2 separate regions of the Homo sapiens genome follow, and region 1 is linked to region 2. Evidence: chromatin loops called from intact Hi-C (ENCODE). Cell type or tissue: GM12878. All regions are shown on one strand. Links, peaks and the distances in the headings refer to the core of each region. The heading gives the core; the rest is flanking DNA.

Region 1 (4,400 bases), core at 291-4,290, 400 kb after region 2:
TTTATTATAGCAAAAGGGTTTTGAGAGAAACAGCAAAGAAATCAAGAGGAAATCAAGCACAAGCTTCCAAGAGTTCTTTCCCACTGGGGTCACCCAGGACATGTGTGACAACATGTATGAAATGCTGTCTATCGGGGAAGCTCAGCCGAGACTCTATGCCCAGGGTTTTTATTCAGGGCTGCCCCTGTAAGTATCCTTGGCCTAGCATGTAACAAAATTCCAGACTCATATAAGAAAAGCAGGTGTTTGCCATAAACCACTTTGTTTTAACAAACAGTTTAGGCACAGTGAGCTGCTTTTATCAATTCTGGGAATGGTATGAACGCTACTGAAATCCACGTTCCTAGATGCCAGCCAAGGGCCAAACTTGTAAGCTTCTGTTTCAAAGAATGGCAGTCCTGGGCAGACGTGCTAACTCTTAGCATGGGCATGCTCCTAGGAACAGTACCTACGTGGAAGAAAGGGAAATAGGACAGGGCCAAGAGAAATTTGCCAAGCACAAAGGAATCTGCCCCACTGCCAAGTAAAGGTAACATCCTATCCTATTTGCAAGTAATTGTGCATACAATGATATTTTGTTTGACACCTTGGTTTTCACATCTCTTTTAAAAATATTAGGTCTTATGATCGCATGGAAACTCCAACGGTATGTGTTAAAATTCTTTTTTAAAAATTTATATTAGATTTATTGTTTTAGAGACATAATCTCACTCTGTCACCCAGGCTGAAGTGGTACAGTCATAGCTCACTGCAGCCTCAAGCTCCTGTGCTCAAGCCATCCTCCTGCCTCAGCCTCCCACATAACTGGGACTACAGACATGCACCATGACACTCAGCTACGTTTTTGAAATTTTTTCTAGAGATGGAGTCTCGCTATGTTGCCCAGGCTGGTCTCAAATTCCTGCCTTAGCCTCCTGCCTTGGCCTCCCAAAGTGCTGGGATTAGAGGCACCACTTCACCTGGCCTAGAATTCTTATAATTGAGAAAATTTAGACTTAGAGGTTACAGGATGAACACAGGGACCCTCTGCCAGTAAGCAGCAGATCCAGGGCTGAGTTCCGGCATCTAATCTCCAGCGTTCTTCCCACTCCCCTACAAACGTATCTCTGAGTCACTGTCAAATCCCTCTCCTAGAAGACAGAATCAGGGCCCTGGGTGTGCTTCAGGGAAACTGGAAATTCTATTTTTTTTTTACTTTAAGGAATTAGTTTTTTTAAAAAAATTCTGTGTTGTTCTATTTGTGACTGAAGTGCCAGAATCACTAGCAAATGAGAGACTAACAGACATAAACTTAATGAACAAGGAGATTATGAAGGTCTGCAAAGAGCAATTCCTGCTTTGGGAATTCAAGTATTCTGCTGTTTGAGAGAGATTCTGTTGATTTTGGAAATACCGTGAATCATTTCCTGAAAGAGCAAAATAATGGAGGCTTTTTATTCCAAGTTTCCAAGAAATGTTGTCTAAAGGCAGAAGACTCTTGGGAATAGCAGGCTATGTGTGTAGAGGCCGTTGTTGTGTCCTGGTCAGGATTGGACCCTTCCTCTTAAACACCGGACAACTATTGGAGAAGCATCTATGCCCCGGCAGGTGCTGCCTCCTGAGTGGTTGTGCAGTTAAGGGAGAAGGCTTATTTCTCTTTGTGCGTTTTAGTAGGTTACATTAGTCGGGAATGCTTACTTTGATGATCAATGAGCGATATCAGAGCCTGGAGACCCAATTTTTAAAACTGCAGTAAGGGTCTTTTCATCAGGGAATTTCCAGTGAAGTCAGCACTTCTGCTGTCTTTCTCATCGAGAAGCCCACAAGAAACTCAAAAGTTCAAGATTCGTGTTTGTATCTGTGAGATTAGTAGAGTAGATGCTTGTCAGCACCGGTAAAGCCAGAAAGCAGTCAGTATTTCCACTCTAAACCTCTCATGTTCCCCCTCAGTCTGTTAGCCCTTTGTAATTCAACCATAAGAATTCACCACAAGTTGAAACTGGCAGCCGATTTTTTTTTTTAAGGCTGGGAACATTTTTCTCAAATGATAGAGTTGACAGCAGTGGACCATCCCCAGGCAGCAGGAGGGAAAGAGTGTGGCGGTGAGACGTAGGACACAATGCAGGATTCTCCAAGACTGAAACTAGGTTGGCATTGTGTCTCTTAGAACTGTCTTTCTGAGTTTTACCCAGAAGATATAAAAAATTATGGAGATTCTGTAGAACCCAGAACAATTTTTTTCCCCAGAACTCCTGGAGCTGCCTAGAAGCAGGTAACAATTGACAAAGACAGTCCTGAAGTGAGTTGTCAAAGACAGTCTCCAGTCTGTCATGTTGCCTTTGCAGATGATCAAAATTTGCCTTTTCAGTTTGAGTCATATTATCTATTTGGTATTTCTATGCTAGCTTCTTGCTGGGGGAGAAGACAAAAGGTTCAGCTGTACTGATTACATTTGGCGGTAGCCCATTTTAAGCAAGTGTCTTAGACAATGTGGGATCCTCATTTCTTTTTGAACAAAAGAACAATGGGCTGAATCATAGGATTAATATGGCAAAAGGTCATGACCTCTACAGTGGAAGTTGTTCAAAGGTAGAACCTAAGTGTTCAGATGTGCTCTAACATGACTATGTTCAGATGTGCCTTTTTATATTGCTGCTCATCTGTGTCTCACTCTGAGTGGCAAGAAACCTCAAACTGCTTTTTCTATTCTCTCCCTCAATAGTAACCATCAACACAGAAGACTTCTATGACCAAATGAGTGGGGGTTTTTACCCCCATACACCAAGTAAGCAATCAATCCCACAGCAGACACCATCCTCCAATTCAATTCTGACACTCTCTACCTGGAAATAACGTCGTATCTCACAGGTGGAGAGCTCAGTACCCAAGACTGTCTCCCACTCAGAAACAGGTCACAAGTCTGAGCCTCCGAAACTTCTGATGACCAACTTCAAGTTGGGGTTCCCACAACTCCCTCTTTGGGTTTGATTAATTTGCTAGAGCTGCTCACAGAAATCAGGGAAACACTGACGTTTACTGATTATTATAAAGGATATTACAAATAATAAAAATGAAGAGATGCATAGGGTGAGGCATAGGGGAAGGGGCGCAGAGCTCCCATGTTCTCCCTGGGCGGCCACCCTCAGGGAACCTCCATGTGTTCAGCTTTCAGGAAGCCCCCTGAACTTTGTCCCCATGGGCTTTCATGGAGACTTCATTTGGAGAGGCATGATTGACAACCTTGTGGAAATGTAATTGGACAAAAGGGGTATGATCCAATACTAATAGGCTGGGAAGGGAAACTTAGCAATGCCTGTCTGTTCAGATTCTTCTTGGCCTCTCTGTGCAGCATTTCTTCCTCCAGGGTATGGCGTAGACCCCATCTGAAATGGGGATCTTGTGACCCACATTCAGACAAAATAGGTCACATAATTTCTTTATGGCCAGCTCCAGGACAGGAAGGAGGGAAAAGACTCCTTCCTTGGGCTGAGAAAAAAGCAGGTGAAAGGAGTGCAGGAAAGGCCGGGAGCAGAGGCTCACACCTGTAATCCCAGCACTTTGGGAGACTGAGGCAGGTGGATCACGAGGTCAGGAGTTCGAGACCAGCCTGACCAACATGGTGAAACCCCGTCTCTACTAAAAATACAATGTCAGAGACAGAGGTTCTATTTTCTGAAGCCTGAATCTGAGGCCAGAAGTACCCAGCATTGTAACGAGGGCTATGGGAGTTAGAAGCCAGGAACTATGGGCGAAAACCAATATATATGGATAATAATACACACACACACACACACACACATAATAATATCACACTCAAGCACCAGGAAGATGTCTAAAGAGAGGATGCATGGGACTAGTGCAAGTGTGTCAAGATTTCTACAAACACTGAAAATGTCTTTGGTGGCTGATAAGGCAGGCTCTCAGAGGCTTCTGACTAAGCTGCTTACCTATATCCTCGAAGCTAACTGGACCTTTGTTTCTTACAAGTGATACATCTCTGAGCTTGACAGTTGCATGCAAACCAGTGAACTGGTCCACAGGGTATTAGAATCACAAATAAATACTCTGTCCACACATCACAAAACTGAAAAGCTTAATTGGCACTATCATAAAAATCACAGGCTTTGATTGTAACACCCTGGCAGTGTATTTGTGAAAAGCTGAGTACAATAGCAACTTTTAATTAGGCAACCTGTTTTTGTATGACACCAAAGCATTTTACAAATCCATTCATTTCAAGAAAAGCCAGGTAATTAATAGAATTATAGATTCTTAGTGTTGAAAGGAAACTATATAGCCTCAAAATGTTGGGACATTCCTCTAATTCCAATGACCCTTAGCACTTGTTCATTTCAGGCAGCATTGCCAGCCATCACTCCATGGATCCTCTCATCTGGAAGTGCTCCACTTCAGAAATCTTA
Region 2 (4,400 bases), core at 107-4,106:
GGAGGCTGACTTGAACCCAGAAGGCAGAGGCTGCAGTGACCCGTGATCATGCCACTGTACTCCAGCCTGGATGACAGAGCCAGAATGTCAAACAAACAAACAAGATTAGCTGTAATATACCAAGGTGAGGGGAAACTATTTCATGTGATGAAAAGTCAAGTCCAAGACCCATGTCATCCTGGGTACTTACAGAAGAAACCCACCCAATCTGTCCAGGAGCTGACATGGAAACCCCAGCATGTGAATCTGCTGGCCTGACAGCTGTAACAGAAGCTTGCAGAGAAGCTGCCAACCCAGAGGGCAGTCTGTGGCCAGGAAAAAAAAATGAGATTTCTACAGCCTCTAGTGTGACAACTAACCGTACCACTGAGGAAGTGGGTGGGGAGATACAGATGCTGGTAGAGAAAGACGACATGAAGGTGTTCACAGTCAGCTGTTGATTTTCACTATCTATTGCTTCATTGGCTAGGAGCATCATGGTGGTTGTTAAGCAAAATTTGGGCAGATAATCACATAAAAAGTAGGATAATTGTGTCTTTCAACTAAGTTTTTAGAAAATGTTTATTTGTCCCCATTTCATGGAGATGAAGACCTATAAGAAAGCCATCTACACTGTTCTAAACCCATTGTGATTTGGAAACTTTCAAAGAGATACTTAATCAAAACCGAGACAGCTCACAAGACTTTTTACCTTAAATAGGCCTCTAACATATTTTAATATAAATTTTGTTAAAGTAGGTTTAATAAGCAAAAGCATAAAAATGGGAGCAAAAATAAATAGATCTGCTTGAAAACAAGTTTGTCAGTATAATCCAAATCAGTTCAAAATTAATTTATGTTTAGCTTTAAAATTGTGACTGAAGGGAGCAACGGTCAAGCAGATATCTAAACTTAGTAGATCTCTAAATTTAATTTGTAGGCATTGAACAGCTTCCTTTAATGGGTCCAAACAAATAACTTCAAATGTATCCATTTTAATTTACCAACAAGAAGTTCATGACTCAGGGAGGATGTTGGTTTTTTCATCAAGTCACCAGGCACCCTCTGACCTTTCATTACTGCCTTTCCTAGAGATGACCTGGGGACAAAAGATTTGCTCAACTTAAATCTAACTCTCCCCGCACTCCCTTTCAATAATGAGGATCCAGGCCCGGCATGGTGACTCATGTCTGTAATCTCAGCACTTTGGGAGGCTGAGGTGGGAGGATTGCTTGAGGCCAGGAGTTCAAGACCAGACTGGGCAACATAGTGAGACCCTATCTCTACAAAAAATTAGTTGGGCATGGTAGCGTGCGTACACCTGTAGTACTACCTACTTGGGTGGCTGAGGTGGTAGGATAACTTAAGCCCTGGAGTTTGAGGTTACAGCAAGTTACGATTGCACCACTGCACTCCAGCCTGGGTGACAGAGCAAGGCCCTGTCTCAATAATAATAATAATAATAATAATAATAAATAATGAGGATCCACAGCCAATGGCTCAGTAGATAGTCAATTTCCAGTTGTCTATTACCATATGCTCTGATTGGCTACTTCTGTCAAGAACATAGTGATCTCACCTCCAGTGGGCTTTTAAGTGCACAATGAGGTGTAAAGTTACGCAGGTAGCCAAGATCTGTGTTGGCGCCTAAAAAATGAGAACCTCGTAAATGCCTGTGACATCAAGAACCTGCCTGATTTCTATCGTTTAATCTGTGACCTCTGCCTCAGTAGAAAGATACGGGAATGGGAAGATAATCTGTACCATATCAAACTTTTAAAAAAACAGCTGCCTTTCACAGCTTACCAGGTTTCCATTATTTATATGTCAAGATTTATGTTAGAAATAATTAATATTTCATTGGCTCTCTGTAGCTAAGCAAATCATCAACTCACCAAATCTTTTCCCTCGGATTCTTACATTTGTATTCCTAACAAATAAGAAGTCTTCCTAGAGGTGGAGACATAGAACTATAGAGACAGAGACTTCTCTGGCAACACTGTGGAGTATAGAATAGCAGTGGTGCAACTGGAGGCATGGAGACCTGTTTGAACATTATTGTCATAGTGCAAGGAAAAGGAAATTAGGATTCTGATCTAGGAAGTGGCATAGGAATGAAGAATATGTTCTGGACTTGTGAGAGAATTTGGTGAAAGAATTGACATGTAATGAGTAAATGTGAGAAAGTGAAAAATAAGAGATGGCTGAGGGTTTTATCCTGGGTTATTGACATAGATAGACACAGATATTGATGCACAATGGAGATTAGGTTTAGGGAGGGAGGTGGGACAACAAGATGAGTTTGATAAACTCTACGTGATTTACAGTAGGAAGTTATTATAATGGGAAATAACTGGAACTAATGTGTCTACATATTTGCCTGCCTCCTGCATAAGACTGTGAGCTCTTTGAGTGCATTCATCTTTGTTTTCCACTGCTTAACACAGAGCCCAGCATATAGCAAGGGCTCAGTGTCTTTTTTTTTTTTTTTTTTTTTTGAGACGGCGTCTCACTCTGTCGCCAGGCTGGAGTGCAGTGGTGCTATCTCGGCTCACTGCAACCTCCTTCTCCTGGGTTCAAGTGATTCTCCTGCCTCAGCCTCCCGAGTAGCTGGGACTACAGGCATGCACCAGCACCCCCAGCTAATTTTTGTATTTTTAGTAGAGACGGGGTTTCACCATGTTGGCCAGGATGGTCTCCATCTCTTGACCTCGCAATCCGCCAGCCTCCGCGTCCCAAGGTGCTGGGATTACACGTGTGAGCCACTGTGCCCGGCCTCAGTATCTTTTTTAATAAATGAGAAGTTGAGTTAACATTGAAAATATGAATATTGCCTTATTGCAATGAATATTCCTAACTAAATGGATCAAATGTCATGTCATTATTGCAAATTCAGTTTAGAGTTCATAAGAGCAATTTAGATTTTAAGATTTTCCTTGCTGAAATCAGCAGTTTCTAAGGATGGAAGGAATTGGTTTTGCAAAGAAGTGTACAGATGGTCTTCAACTTAGGATGGTTTGGCTTACAATTTTTCAACTTTATGATGGTACAAAAGCAATACACACCCAGTAGGAACCATACTTCAAATTTTGAATTTTGATCTTTTCCGGGGCTAGCAATAATAACGCAGTACAATACTCTCACGATGCTGGTCAGTCGCAGCGAGCCCCTGCTCCCAGCCAGCTAAGCAAACATGAGGATGAACAACCAATATTCTACAGTGTACTATATTCAATACATTATGTGAGATATTCAACACTTTATTACCTAATAGGTTTTGTGTTAGACGATTTTGCCCAATTCGAGGCTAGTGTAAGTGTTTTGAGCATGTTTAAGGTATGGTGTTCAGTAAGTTAGGTGTATTAAACACATTTTCAATTTAGAATATTTTCAACTGATGATGGGTTTATTGGGACGTAGCCCCCTCATGAGTGGAGAAGCATCTGTATTTCGAGAATATGGTACATGTGAGAGAAGGTCAGGCTGGATGGGACCAGAAGAAGGAAGGGTAGAGGAAACCTTTTAGCAGAAGGAGGGAGACACTAAACCTCTGGAAGCTGAGAGAAAATGTACCCACTCTGGAGAGGAGAAAGGACTAAAGTGAAAGGGAGTCCAAGACACACCTAGAACTAGCCTTCACCTAGGGAGCGGGGGAGGTGGTCTTTCTGAACCATCCCCAACTCCCCAGGAGCTAAGTCAGGAGCTCTGACACTCTGGACTCCAGGAATACAGAAGATCTTGAAGTTCCTCAAACAAAACACAGTACAATGACAAAGTGGTCGAGATTCACTTAGAAATTGCGTAGGAGAGCCATTTCTTTTCACTGCACACTCTGTTTCATGAGAAGATTATACAGTCAAACTGAAAGAGGTGTAGACTGAGGTCAAATATTATGTCATATTTTAATACAAGGCACTTAGAGCAAAGTGCATCACTTTTGTGCATCACTTTTTAAAGATGCTTTTATTGATGCAAAATAAGCATATGGTAAAACACACAAAGTTTAATTGTATAGCTCAATGAATTTTTTTAATATACATCCATATAACTACCACCAGTTCCAGATGTAGAAGTCTCTCCCATGCTTTTCCTAGTCAACACCAGTCACAAAGGTAACCACTATTCTTACATCACTGTAGATTTGTTTTGACTATCTTGAACTTCATGTGAGTGAAATTTCACAGAATAATTTTCTGGAGTTAGACTTTTTTCACTCTGTGTTATGAGATTTATCCATGCTGTTTAATGTGTATTTTTCTTTGTTTTGTTTTGTTTTTAATTACAGCTTAGTATTCCATTGTATAACTATAGTACAATTTATTTATTCATTCTTCTGTGGGTGGATACTTAGACTATTTCCAGTTTTTGCTTATTATGAATGAAACTCAGGAACATTTTTGTTTGTAACTTTTAGTAGTAGG

The links. Hi-C counts contacts between places; a loop is a spot of excess contacts. Peaks named below come from ENCODE experiments on the same cell type or tissue, not always from the same donor. Only the 100,000 strongest peaks of a DNase experiment are listed, where the experiment ranks them.
Region 1: a loop joins it to region 2, with 3 times the contacts of the local background. A loop is called at or near these places in 1 of 110 quality-filtered maps.

Annotation. Positions count from the first base shown.
Region 1 is chr2:190,720,602-190,725,001 of GRCh38, reverse strand. No RefSeq gene overlaps it. Among named protein-coding and RNA genes, the nearest start is that of NAB1, 74 kb to the right of the region's middle. In GM12878, for the core only: no CTCF peak of the experiment used is centred there; DNase peaks (open chromatin) are centred at 2,361 and 2,551; H3K4me3 peaks cover 457 bases; H3K27ac peaks cover 2,570 bases.
Region 2 is chr2:191,122,531-191,126,930 of GRCh38, reverse strand. The region is part of intron 3 of STAT4 (signal transducer and activator of transcription 4); the gene reads left to right. Among named protein-coding and RNA genes, the nearest start is that of STAT4, 26 kb to the left of the region's middle. In GM12878, for the core only: no CTCF peak of the experiment used is centred there; no DNase peak of the experiment used is centred there.